Linked DNA regions of Homo sapiens: region 1 is linked to region 2. A link is a contact called in ENCODE Hi-C or POLR2A ChIA-PET data. All regions are on one chromosome and are shown on one strand. The core of a region is the stretch at or near the end of the contact, and the rest is flanking DNA. Distances in the headings are between cores, read along the strand shown. Region 1 overlaps BABAM2 (BRISC and BRCA1 A complex member 2). Region 2 overlaps BABAM2 (BRISC and BRCA1 A complex member 2).

The links. Hi-C counts contacts between places; a loop is a spot of excess contacts on that map. ChIA-PET counts read pairs that join two places held with the same protein, here RNA polymerase II (POLR2A). Pooled maps may share reads with other maps.
Region 1: a loop to region 2 is called in a map of heart left ventricle, with 1.8 times the contacts of the local background. The contact joins two enhancer-like sites. A Hi-C loop is called at or near these places in 4 of 168 maps with a recorded cell type or tissue (heart left ventricle, heart right ventricle, prostate gland and 1 more), 1 of 37 single-sample maps with no recorded cell type and 2 of 50 pooled maps. POLR2A ChIA-PET finds 5 or more read pairs at or near these places in 4 of 52 experiments (H1, MCF 10A, activated CD4-positive, alpha-beta T cell and 1 more).

Annotation. Positions count from the first base shown.
Region 1 is chr2:28,133,964-28,140,760 of GRCh38, forward strand. The region is part of intron 7 of BABAM2 (BRISC and BRCA1 A complex member 2); the gene reads left to right. Among named protein-coding and RNA genes, the nearest start is that of MIR4263, 140 kb to the left of the region's middle. RefSeq lists a silencer at 1,426-1,626. Within about 2 kb of position 3,493, at least 5 of the 41 ENCODE cell types and tissues checked have a DNase peak (open chromatin) inside an H3K27ac peak, as active enhancers do.
Region 2 is chr2:28,099,189-28,105,939 of GRCh38, forward strand. All of the region lies in intron 6 of BABAM2 (BRISC and BRCA1 A complex member 2), which reads left to right. Among named protein-coding and RNA genes, the nearest start is that of MIR4263, 110 kb to the left of the region's middle. Within about 2 kb of position 3,392, at least 2 of the 41 ENCODE cell types and tissues checked have a DNase peak (open chromatin) inside an H3K27ac peak, as active enhancers do.

The sequences.
Region 1 (6,797 bases), core at 2,243-4,742, 35 kb after region 2:
TGCACGCCCTTACGATGCTTAGATGCATATTGTTTACCGGTCTCCCACTGCGCATTTCTATGACTTGCAGAGTAAATGCTTCTGAGAAGAACTTTGTGTTCTTGCACAAGGGACATTTATGAAATAAACATATTTCTGGCCCTATACATTTGTCTTCCAAGGAACCAAAACCAATCCGTTGAATTAGACACGAGTAAGTTCTGTTAATTAAAAAAAAAAAAAAGTCAATGGTGAGTTATGCAAAAAAAAAAAAAAAAAGCTAGTAGTCAATGATGCAAATTAGATTTTGGTTGAATATTAGAAAAGGGGAAAAAATAGTTTCTAAACCAGTTGCTTTTTTTTCCCCTGGCAGAAAAGCTGTGAGTTTTAAGGTTACATCATCAGAGCTGGCGTGAAACATGCTCTACCTTTCCCTCTTCCCCAGACTGTTGGCAGTTGTTGTAGTGAACCCAAAGGTTAAATGGGCATGAGAGTCTGCATAGCACTCTTCCACGAAAGGTGTGGGCCCTTTTCTTGGCTTGAGCCACTTTGTGGGAGTGGTTTAAAGACAACCAGCTTCCTCATTCCCTGTGCTGTTCCCACTCTGTGCATAAAAAGAGGACTTCAGCCCTGAGGCAGACCAGGTGGCATCTTTCACAAGTACAGAATTTGTTTTTAGAACTTTTTGTTAAGTTACATCTGCCTTGGAAATGAGTACTCAAAACTTCCCAGCCCACGAACGCTCACTATTATTGAGGCCTGTGTACCTGCAATATGCATGTTTGTTCTTTCAGGCAACAGAAACCCAATGAGAATCAACCACATGTGAGGCCCTTTGCTAGGTGCTTCAGAGGCTGTCAGCATAAATGAAATGTGGCTCATCTCCTTAATTTCCTCAAAGTAAGAGGGATCAGAACAAATATGGCAAGTTGTGACTTGTGGATTAATAGAAAAGGCATATTAATACATGGCATCAGAAGCCCCCTGTTCCTTCACTTATTGGCTGGCAATCTTGGCTTAAGTTAACGTTTTTGAGCTTCATTTCATCTTCTGTGAAGAGGAATAAATCTAAGTTTCAGTTTCATCTACTCCAAGTGGGGAGGTAGATGAGAAAGGCCCTACTGTAGTGCTTGGCCCATGGTTGATGCTTAGTTAGTGCTCCTTGAGAAAATACTTATTAAGTGCTATAAGAGTTCAAGAGAGTGGGAGATCACATTTCCATTTGACTTGGTGGAGAAGGAGCTTTGGAAGATTATGGAAAGCCTGGCTTTTCTAGAGATTAAATATGCAATACTGTAACAATAACAGATATGTATTTGTTCAGTACTTTAAAATATTCAAACTGCTTTTCACTTTACCATCCCATCTGATCCTCATGATAGTATGTCTATCATGTGTTTTATAATATAGCTTTTTTCTTCCATAACTTGGAGTTTTTAGATCCTTCCTTGTCTCCTTCACTGCTACTCCTTCCTTTTTTCAACCCATTAAATTATGCTAAATTGTGCTTCCTGTGATAACATCCCTAGACACTTTTGTGGCATTGCCTGTTTGTGGATGACACCCAGATCCCCATTTCTAATCTCAGCATTTCTCCCTGCTTACAGATCTGCTTCTCTAACCACTAGATAGACATGTCTATCTGTGTGTTCAGTTGACACCTCAAATTTAAAGGGCCTGAAACTAAACTCATCATTCCCCCAATAAGCTAATGTTTCTTCTTTACAGCCTGTTTTTATTCATGACACTCTTGTCTTCTTGGTGCCCAGGTGGTACATCTTAAAGGCATTGACCATACCTCATGCCCCTATTAGCCAGCCAGTTGTTTTGGACTAAAAACCCACTCTCCACAATGTCTCTGAGTCTTGTCATGCCTACTATCATTACCTAGTTCAGTCTTCCAGTTGCCATGGGTCCTGAGGGGCTCTTAACTTCTAGTTCCTTCCTATTTCAGTTTATCCATGTGGAACTGTCACTGTCCTTTGAAGTAAATTCCAGTCCTGTAATGTCCTTGCTGAGAAGCTTCAATGCCTCTCTGTTGCCAAGCGAAGTAAATGCACAGCTCTCCATCTGGCATTCAGATTCCGTGTTACAGTCCTGTTCACTTTTCCACCCTAGGCTGGACTCTACGTGTATCCTGTTGTCCAGCCAAGCAGAATTTTGTGATTTCCCGAACACATCTTGTATTTTTTTCACTTCCATACCTTGCTCAGGCTGCTCCTTAGACCAGAACATTGAGTTTATTTACCTCCCCCACAGGGTCCGTTAAAGTCCTGCCCATGTTCTTAGATCTTCTCAATCATCACCTCCTCCATGGAACATTTCCTGACCGCCACTGCCTGCCTCCACAATGGCACCACACTTTTTCCCTGTGTTTATGCCTCCTTTGTCATATTGCCTCCCTGGACTCTAAACTCTTTAAGGCCTGGGCCTCTTTTCCATCAGTTGAGGGCTGGTGAGCCACAGCCCCTCTGGCCAGGCTGGCCCTAGCCAGGCCCCTGCCCAAGCTCAACCACAGTCTCCATTGACAGGTCTGGCTGGAGAGGCAGAAAGCTGTGACACTATGTGCATGTTAAGGCGGTGGGCTTTCACAGTCATTTCTTATTGCTGTGCCTTGTGGCTAGCCAGGAGGATACTTTCCTTTATGGTCGCCTGTTCATGTTTCTGAGAGGTGGAGCCCTGTTTCATAAGAGCGGTTTATCAACTGAATCCTGGAGGTGGAATATGACTTTGATCTTCTGTGACCTATGTGACCTAATATAGTCCTGTTGGCGTCTCCAGCCTCCCCTCCCCTGCCTTTACCCCACAGCGTGCCTGGCAGCAAACATGGTCTCTTGGAATATTTGGATAGCCTGGGATCTACAAGGGCTGGGATAAAGTGAAACTTGGCTAAAGGACCTAGGGAAAGGGTGAGGGGAACTGAAAATTAAAATAATACTACTTAAAATTATGAATGAGTAAGGATATTACATTCGGATAAATTGGATCAAATACGTTTTTTAAAAGCAATAAGCAAGTTAAATATATTGGTATATGTGATTTTATTTACCACCAAATTTGATATCTTAACAGAATGGAAAATTTTTATTTTAGATGCTTAAAATATTTTTAAAACAATGAGAAAAATTGTATAACTAACAGGTATAGATTTTAAAGAAAAAAATTCTTGCCTTGAAAAAAAATCCGTATCAGTCTTCTCAAAAAAGAGACCTTCCAGATCTCTTAGGCTGATTTTGTGTCAGGATTTAAGTAATAGAACGTAATAGTAAACATGGTTTAATTTAGCCTTACTCATGTTTTCTCGAGTCACTGAGATAATCCTATAATAAATATTGTGCTCCTGGAGAGTTTTTTTCTTTAGTCCTTTGATAAATAGATGGTCCTGAGTATGCTAAGACAGCCAGCTCTCAGGAGAAGATATGTATTTGATTTTGGTAGAGAGAGCTGTCTTATCCTCTAGGGACTTGAGATGTTCGTTTTACTAGTCTGGGAGCAGGGCCAAAAGGGTTCTTCATGACTTAGAATGGAATTCTGAAAAGTAAGTTCAGCAAGTTTTCATTAGTGAGTTTGGCCTTTTGTCTTGCCTGTGCCTCCCAAAAGATCAAGAGCTCAGCCTTTGCTTTGAAATATTACAAAAAAGAACCAGAACAGAATTTAGTTGGGGGAGAAAATCAATCAGCCCCAAAATATCATATTTTTGGAAACATTCTGGTGTAGAACTCCCACCTCCCTAGCCACTTAAGTTAGTGATATCTCAGTGTTTTTATCTAGCTTCCTTTTTAGGCAGAAAATACACATTTAGAAAGAAGATGTATATAAATCTGTGATAATTCAAATCTCACTGGTACATGTTTCTTAAACTTGTTTGACCCTTAAGTTCTGTCTTAAATTTATTTTGAGTCTTGGGGAAGTTCTATGCCTTATTTCTCTTAAATGCTATACTCCTCTCTACAGCATAATAATTAGTCTAAAGCTATAAGATATACTATATCTTAATTTAAAAAATCAGGCCTAGCACCTTTCTGCAAAACATCTCAAGGGTTTTGTGCAGATTTTTTTTCTGCCGTGAAGATGAGAAATTCATGATTTCCAGTTTAACACTATTTCTTAACAGCAAAGCTTTTCACACCGATCATTACTGTTTTATGCAGTTGCTGTTCATTTATATTTATTCACAAGTAGGAAAACATTCCTCAGTGGAAGGTCTGAGATGCAAAGTGCTAGTTAACAAAAACATTGAGCAAAGAAATCAGAAAGTAGATGGGAAAATGCCCCCAGGATGTCCCAGAACTGATGGAAGATATCAACCCTCAGATTGAGAAAGTCCGGTGAATCTCAAACAGGCCAAATAAAAAGAAATTGACACCTAGACATATCGTAAGGAAACTGTACAACACCAGAGATTAACAGTAACCAAAGTTGACACAGTATGTTTAAAGGAATAGCAGATTGACACAGACCTCTTTGAAAATCTAATGAGAGCCATAGACTTCACCCTAGAAAAATATATATGCATAAAAAGTTTAAATATAGTTTGGAGAGTAACGCACCTTCCCCTAAAGCAATTCCTAAACCTCATTTAAGGATCTATATTCTATAGTTCAGTTCTGCATTTTTAATGTCTTCTATATTGTCTCATGCTAGAATAGTCATTATATCTTCATATGTAATATTTAAAGTGTGAATTATCATCTAACACTTCCTGTCTTCCTGTCCCCCAAATCTATACTTCTCCCATGTTCTTTATTTTCATTAATGGCTTTACCCTCCTTCTAATGACCCTAGCCATGAAACCCAGGCATCCTATTTTTGACCTCTTGCTATTGCTTCCCATATCTAATCAATTGCCAGTTCATTTTGCTTGTGTGTCGTCTCTCATGTTCATCTCCTCACCCTTGCCCCAGCCTGTTTCAAGCCTCTAAGTATCTTATTCTTTGCTAGATTAATCTCAATAAAACAGAGCTTGATCCCTGTCACTTCCTTGGTACAACAGCCTTTATGCCTCTTTACAGGACAGACCATGCAGGAAAACTGCATATGACATTGTTCTCTCTGAGAAGCCTCAGTGCCCACCACACTCACAGCCTGCTGTGGACCATGTGCCCCAGATACCCAAGCCATAGGTAGTGGGACCAGGGATAGGTACTCCTGGGAATTATTCTTAATTTGGAGGAAGTGTAACTATGTTTAAACATTTTTTTTCAGCTGGGCGCAATGGCTCACGTCTATAATCCCAGCACTCTAGGAGTCCGAGGCAGGGGGATCACTAGCTGGGAGGCTGAGGCAGGAGAATCGCTTGAACGGAGAGGTGGAGGTTGCAGTAAGCCAAGAACGCACCATTGCACTCCAGCCTGGGCGACAAGAGTGAAACTCCGTCTCAAAAAAAAAAAAAAAAAAAAAAAAGAAAAAGAAAAAAAAGAGGTGGAGACCATCCTGGCCAACATGGTGAAACCCTGCCTCTACTAAAAATGCAAAGATTAGCTGGGTTTGGTGGCATGCGCTTCTAGTCCCAGCTGCTTGGGAGGCTGAGGCAGGAGAATTGCTTGAACCTGGGAGATGGAGGTTGCAGTGAGCTTAGATTGCACCACTGCACTCCAGCCTGGTGACAGAGTGAGACTCCATCTCAAAAAAAATGAGTAAATAAAAAATAAAAAAAATTTATTCAACACCTCTTAGTGTTTTGTTGCAGGAGGACTCTAGGTTATCCAGTTAGCCATATTGCTAGATGTCTTTCTGTATTGTGTCTTGATGATTCCAGTTTTCTACAAGGATTGACTGGGATTGCAGATGTGCTCTGAATGACATACTAGAGATATTCTAGCTGTGTAGCTGTTGAAATGCTTTCCTGTTTGTCTTCACTTCTTGTGGTTTTATATTAAACTTCTATCCTTTGTGATGACTTATCTGAGCTACTAGCATCTCTAAACAGGACTGGTAACTGGTCTCCCTGCATCTCCTTTTTCCCCACTTCAGTCTAGTTGCCACATTACAGACAGAGTAGTCTTCTGAAAACACAAATCTGATCTATCATTCTCTTGCTTAAAAACAGAGTTTATTACTTTTCCTTGTAATAAACAGAGTTTATTACTTTTCCTCGTAAATGATCACTCATCAGCTTTATCCAACTCAATGCTTTTCCTGCATCTCTCAGGCATATTTCTTTTTTTTCTACCTATATCTCTTCCATCTTCAAGTTCTAGCATTTATTTCTTTGTACTATCTTGAAGTCTGAACTCTAAGTCTCTAATTCCTCCTATCCTGTTGTTTCAGTGACTTTCCCCTTCAATCCTTTATGTCAGACACTTGATGGAAGTAGAAACCAATGTATAAAAAAGGTAGCTTAAGGTTATAAAACAGATGGTCATCAACACTGTGAGACCATTATTCCAATATCTTCCAAGTATGAGGACCTTTTATTAATGTCAAAACCTTTTATATGGGCATAGGAGAAGCGCTTGACTACAAAGAGGCAGGACAAGGCAATTTTTTTAGAATGGTGGAATTATTCTCTGTTGTCACGGTGAATATACAACTCTACATATTTGTCAAAACCCATAGAACTGTATATCACAAAGAGTAAATTTTACTATGGGTAAAAAATAAATTTCAAAAGCATTTCATAGATCCCTAGGGATAGAAGTAATACTTTTAGCATTTCATATTAATAAATGAATTCAAAATGCCTTTTAAATATACTTGTATTTTTTAATCACAACAGTATAAGTATATATTTGAAAGACAAATACATATATACATGTATATATGCACATATTGTATATGTGCTGTAAGTATATGTGCATACATACACACCTAACACG
Region 2 (6,751 bases), core at 2,142-4,641:
TAGTACCAAATTAATTTTGATAGTAAACTAATGAGTTAGCATTCTGGCTGTATAATGCCACCTTCCCTTGAGCCATGGCTGTGCAATTGGTATGCAGACAGAATTGAGTTTCTGTGCCCAGAAGGCCAAACTCTGTCCACCAAGAACATAAACTGCACACCCCGAGGCCTCTTGGGGAGAACCTGACAACCTGGTTGTAGTGTGTTTGCTTTGCCAAAGGGCTCAGAATGGGTGTTGCAGTTTTCTATAAGCACTTGTTGCATTAACGATATGATTTCTATACTGTCCCTCTTTGCGTGATGAATTATATTGTTTTCCTTGTGTCTAGTTATGCAGTACAAGAACAAAACTCTGCTTGTTCATAGGAAAATTATTTTAATGTGATCTTTTTTTCTATTTACTAGGGTTTTTATTTAGTTATTATAGCCATACTCATAAAAAATCATTGTGCATATCTTGTCTGTTTTTGGAAAATAAGACTATATTTGCCTTATGAGGTAGATTGAAAAGCATAACATTCTTACCTATTTTTGGAAAGTTCCAAAACATTCTCCAACAAACTCATTGGCTATAGGCATCTTTGAAAACAGTAATCCTAATAACATTTCACTCTGTTGTTGTAAGTTGTCCATTCAGGTTTGCTATTTCCCGATACCTCTCTTTTATCCTCTTGTGGTCTTGAATTTTTATCTATTTACATTTAACTACCAAATTTACTAGCATATAATCAGGATTTATAATGCCCTAATTAAAAAAAAATTTCTAACGTATAGTCTTGATTTAATGTGAATTTTTCTGTCTTTTGTGTTGCTGCATGTACTTAGCTTATTTTTACTTTTGCTCTTCATTTTGTTTTTTGTCTTTTCTAATTTTGGTTTGATATTGATTATTTTCTCTTTTTCTAAATTATTTTAGATAGATTTTTAATTGTTTTGATTTTTTCTTTAAGAGGCCTGAGTTTTCTTAAGATGGCTGCCTTGGCCAGGCACAGTGGCTCACACCTGTAGTCCCAGCACTTTGGGAGGCTGGGGGCGGGTGGGGATGCCAATCACTTGAGGTCAGGAGTTCGAGACCAGCCTGGCCAACATGGTAAAACCCCATCTCTATCAAAAACATAAAAAATTAACCGGGTGTGGTGGCGCGTGCCTGTAATCCCAGCTCCTTGGGAGGCTGAAGCAGGAGAATCGCTTGAACCTGGGAGGTGGAGGTTGCAGTGAGACGAGACCGTGCCACTGCACTCCAGCCTGGGTGACAGAGCGAGAGACTCTGTCTCCAAAAAAAAAAAAAAAAAAAAGATGGCTGCCTGACTTTTAAAAGTCACCTAGTTGAAAAACTATGCTTTTGTGTATATGTGTATGCCCGTTCCTGCCGTTGTGAGCAGATTCTTTTGTGTATCGCCTTCTAATCTCCAAACTCAATAAATGATTTCAGTACATGTAACTATTCAAATAATAATATCAGGAAGCACAAACAAGAGACACTGGAAAGGAGACCATGACTAGAAGAGAGAAGTTGCTACTTGTTGAGATTTTGTGCCTGCAGAAGCATAACGACTAGAAAGCTCGATGCCAAATGAAGGGGCAAGTGTGGGCTGTTGGTCCATGAGGCGTAACACTGAATTCAAAGTCAAGGGCATGTATGTGGGCCTGGCCAGGAGCGAGTAGGTTCTAAGGGGGCAGCTGTTGTGGAGGTACTCATTCATCATGGTCAGGAGGAAGAAATTGGTTTTGTACAGACAGGCAAGGATTTGACAACAGAGTTTACATACAGAGAAGGCAACAGATAGGTATCATTTCCAGGGAAGCAGGCAAAGCCCAGTGTCCACAGATAGCAGGGAACAGGTGGGTCAGATAGTCCCAAGATGATCTGGGATAACAGTGCCAATAATGGTGGCTACTATTACTGATACAGCAGTTTTATAACTTCTCATTTTATAGTTGAGGAAATAGACTCATCCAGGTTTTAAATAACTTATCCAGCCAGGTTGACATAGCCAGTAAGCGATGAAGCTATGATTCTCACTAGTCTGTCTAACTCCAAAGTCTGTGATCTTTCTACTCTACCATATTGCCTGATATCTAGCATGCATGGACTCATTCACACATGATTCAAACAGCTGACACAACAGGGTTATGGCTGCCGAACCTATGACAGAGTTTGTCTTTTTTTAGATCTGGTTTTACCATATTTGGTGTGTGTTAACAAGAATGGGCAGGTATATGTTGGCATGTGAAGTGAGACACAGGGCCTCCCAAATTCTTGTCACTGAGATGATGATAATTTTAATGCTCCTCTGCCTAGTTCTCTGCACCCATGTAAGTTATGGAGCAGAGTGAGGGCTGAGATAGAGTCTGTCTTTCCAAGCTGTGAATTACAGGGCCTCACCTGTGGTTGTCCTATCCCCAGTCCATGTGGGGAACCTGCAGACCTCCTAACATGCCCCATATAGTAAGCCATACAGTTGTGTTGATTTTTATCTCACCCTCTTAGAATTTCTACTGTTTGTGCATGTTTTATGATGTTCATAATGTATTAGTACATAGGTTCATCTATATAGCTTATAAATAAATACATATAAACATATTGATAGGAAGCTCACACATTTTTTTATTGCTCTAAGGCAATAGACCCCAAACCTGGATGGGCAGTTCAATCCCCTTGTAAGTTAAAAAATCATATTTCCTTGACTTACCCACACTTACTGAATCATAATCCCCAGGGCAGGGTTCAGGAATGTGTGTTTTTTAACAAATGCTAGAACTTGAACCACTGCAGTAGCTCTCTGTAGTTGCTAGAAAAAAATCTTGGTATCAATTGTTGTAAATAAACCATTGGAAACAAGATAACTCCTATAGTGTTTTGAAGGCTATTTATGAATTGGCTGACTTGTTTATTCGTCATCCCCTGCTGAAAGGTAGGCTCTAAGAGGAGGGCCATTATCTAGCTTGTTCACCAGTTGTTCCTAGAATAGTGCCTGACACGTAGAAGTGCACAGTGAATATTTTTTGAATAAATAAATGAATAATGAAACGCTTTTTCACTGTGCTTGGGTAATACATGTCCCTTTTTCCCTCAATACCAGAGAAAGAATTGGTTTCAGCTGTGCCGTTGTAAATTTGAATGATCTGATAAAAATCCTTGGTTACTCCACTGAACCGACTGCAATTTTTTTAATGTCTAAAACATACTTATTCTCATATTTTGTTACATTTTAATACCATTTAAGAGTAGTAGAATTTGGAAGGTGACATAGAGATCCACTTTTATTTCATTTTCATTTCAAGCCCCTGTGTCTTTAAGGAAAGGGCTAAGCTACAACTTGGTCATTCTCCAGATCCAAGAGGAAATGGATTGGAGCAGTTGTGCCTTTGTAGAGCAGATGTTTTGGTTGGAAAGGCTATCAGCCATCTGACTCATAATAAATTCTCAATTCCAGTAAATTCCCAGTTTTCAGTTACAGTAGGTAGGATGCAGGAAAACAGTGTCTTCCACTTTGGGGTCTTTGAACTTATTTCACATGTTACCACTGTTCCTTGTGCATTACAATGTGCGAACAGACAAAATACTAGGGGAGGTTAGAGCAATTCCAGGAATAGACTCAGTCAGTTGGTGTTTTTGAGAGAGACCATTGGAGGTAAACCAAAGCCACTGCCCTCTCTGACACAGTACTAACCACAAGAAACATAACTGCATTGAGTTTTCTTATAAGTTCCTATGTTAAAATAATGATTTTATATAGGAATCATGTAATAAAATAATGATTTTACAAACTGAATTATGTCAGTTTGAGTAATCTATAAACGGCCTATAGTTTTTTGTTTTGTTTTATGAGGAGGGTTTCCTTTATCCTTTTCATAAAATGCTGAAAGTAATTATATGGTCCTGATGTGATATCTTTCATTTTAGAGTATTTGTTTTTTGGGAAAATTTACTCAATACTTGAACTTATTGAGTAAAAAAAAAAAAAAATTTACTCAGTAAGCTTCTCAAAGTTCTAGTAAGGCCTTATAGCCAGTGTTCCAGATGGATGAAGCAGAATTATGAAAGTGATATTCAACGTGTCCTACTTTGTATTGTGAGCTGAGTTGAGAGAATTCATTATTTACTTAGTATTTTTGTTTTGTTTTGTTTTGTTTTGTTTTTTAGACAGGTTCTTGATCCTGGCTCAGGCTGGAGTACAGTGGTGTGATCACATATCACTAGAGCCACAATCTCCTGGGTTCAATTGATCCTGCCATCTTAGCCTAGTAGCTGACACTATAGACACATGCCACCATGCTCGGCTAATTTTTGTATTTTTTGTGGAGATGGGGTTTTGCCATGTTGCCCAGGCTGGCCTCGAACTCCAGGGTTCAATCCATCCTCCCATCTCAGCCTCCCAAAGTGTTGGGATGACAGGCGTGAGCCACTGCACCTGGCATAAAGTGGTGTCTTATTATCCCCACTCTGTTTTTATCGAGGAGTCAGTTTCTTTTCAACCATCACTGAAGTGGGAAGAATAGTGTACTCCTCACAGAGATGAAAAGGTCCCATTGTTTCTCCAGAGAGCAACAGTCCCATTTCTGCTCTTTATGAGAGCTTCTTAGGTGATCTCTTCTACCAAGTGAGACATTAGAAATTTGGGAGTCAGCAGTTTAGTTGTCCAGAACTCCTAATAGTTCCTAGGTTGGCCTTTGGCTTTTCTTATCCAACATCAAATTATTCACAGATCGTACTGTTTATCTTTATACTCCTCCTATGTCATTTTTTCTTTCCAGTTTTAGCTAAGTGGTTATCATAAACTCAATAAACTCATTTTTTTAACCCTTATATTCTGAGGCACATTTGTAAATCTTTAGAATTGCTAATTAATTCAAGATGGATTAAAGACTTAAATGTTAGACCTAAAACCATAAAAACCCTGGAAGAAAACCTAGGCAATACCATTCAGGACATAGGCATGGGCAAGGACTTCATGACTAAAACACCAAAAGCAATGGCAACAAAAGCCAAAATTGACAAATGGGATCTAATTAAACTGAAGAGCTTCTGCACAGCAAAAGAAACTACCATCAGAGTGAACAGGCAACCTACAGAATGGGAGAAAATTTTTGCAATCTACTCTTTTGACAAAGGGCTAATATCCAGAATCTACAAAGAACTCAAATTTACAAGAAAAAAACAAACAACCCCATCAAAAAGTGGGCGAAGGATATGAACAGACACTTCTCAAAAGAAGACATTTATGCAGCCAAAAAACACATGAAAAAATGCTCACCATCACTGGCCATCAGAGAAATGTAAATCAAAACCACAATGAGATACCATCTCACGCCAGTTAGAATGGTGATCATTAAAAAGTCAGGAAACAACAGGTGCTGGAGAGGATGTGGAGAAATAGGAACACTTTTACACTGTTGGTGGGACTGTAAACTAGTTCAACCATTGTGGAAGACAGTGTGGCGATTCCTTAGGGATCTAGAACTAGAAATACCATTTGACCCAGCCATCCCATTACTGGGTATATACCCAAAGGATTATAAATCATGCTGCTATAAAGACACATGCACACGTATGTTTATTGTGGCACTATTCACAATAGCAAAGACTTGGAACCAACCCAAATGTCCATCAATGATAGACTGGATTAAGAAAATTTGGCACTTATACACCATGGAATACTGTGCAGCCATAAAAAATGATGAGTTCATGTCCTTTGTAGGGACATGGATGAAGCTGGAAACCGTCCTTCTCAGCAAACTATCACAAGGACAAAAAACCAAACACTGCATGTTCTCACTCATAGGTGGGAATTGAACAATGAGAACACTTGGACACAGGAAGGGGAACATCACACATCGGGGCCTGTTGTGGGGTGGGGGGATGGGGGAGGGATAGCATTAGGGGATATACCTAATGTAAATGACGAGTTAATGGGTGCAGCACACCAACATGGCACATGTATACATATGTAACAAACCTGCACATTGTGCGCATGTACCCTAGAACTTAAAGTATAATAAAACATAATAATAATAAAGTAAATTCAGTTTGTGATGTCAAAAAAAAAAGTATTGCTTTAGCATCTCTTCAATGAGGAAAAAGGTAGATTAAATAATGTCCCTGGACTTACCCACTGATGAAAACTAGTATGTGAGAGAGTCCTAGTAAGAGGGAAGAGGCAGAAGATACTGACTGTGGTATGAAGAAGAGAAGGCAGAAATACTTCTCTGAGAACTTGCCTCATTCATCTTTGTCTCTCCCACAATGAAGAGCGTGGTGCCATGGACCTAGGGAGCTACTGGATTGCAGTGGGAAAAGCACAGGCCATGAGTTGAAAAACTTAAGTTTTTTTTCTAGTGCTCTGTTTACTAGAGGAAGATCCTGAACATTTTGCTTAATCTCCTTGAGAAAAGTTCAAATCTTCAAAATAGAAATAATAACAGTATTTATCTTCAAGCGTTGTTGGCGATGTATGTTAAGGTACGATGCATAGCACCCAGACAGAAATAAGCCTTATTAAGCAATTTCAGTAAGAAGCATTGCTGACTTAGGTTTGACTACTTTGGGCCTCAAATCTTGACTCCAGGATCCAGTGGAGATTATTCCAGGTAGACTTCTTTGACCAAGCATGGTGAGATTCTTTAATTTGGGAAAAATAGTTATATTTGGGGGAATTATACATAATTTATCATGCAACTTAGTATAAATATGTACCATAAAACTTGAAAGCATGTGCAATGGGTTTCTAATTTAAAATTCCAGCTCCTGT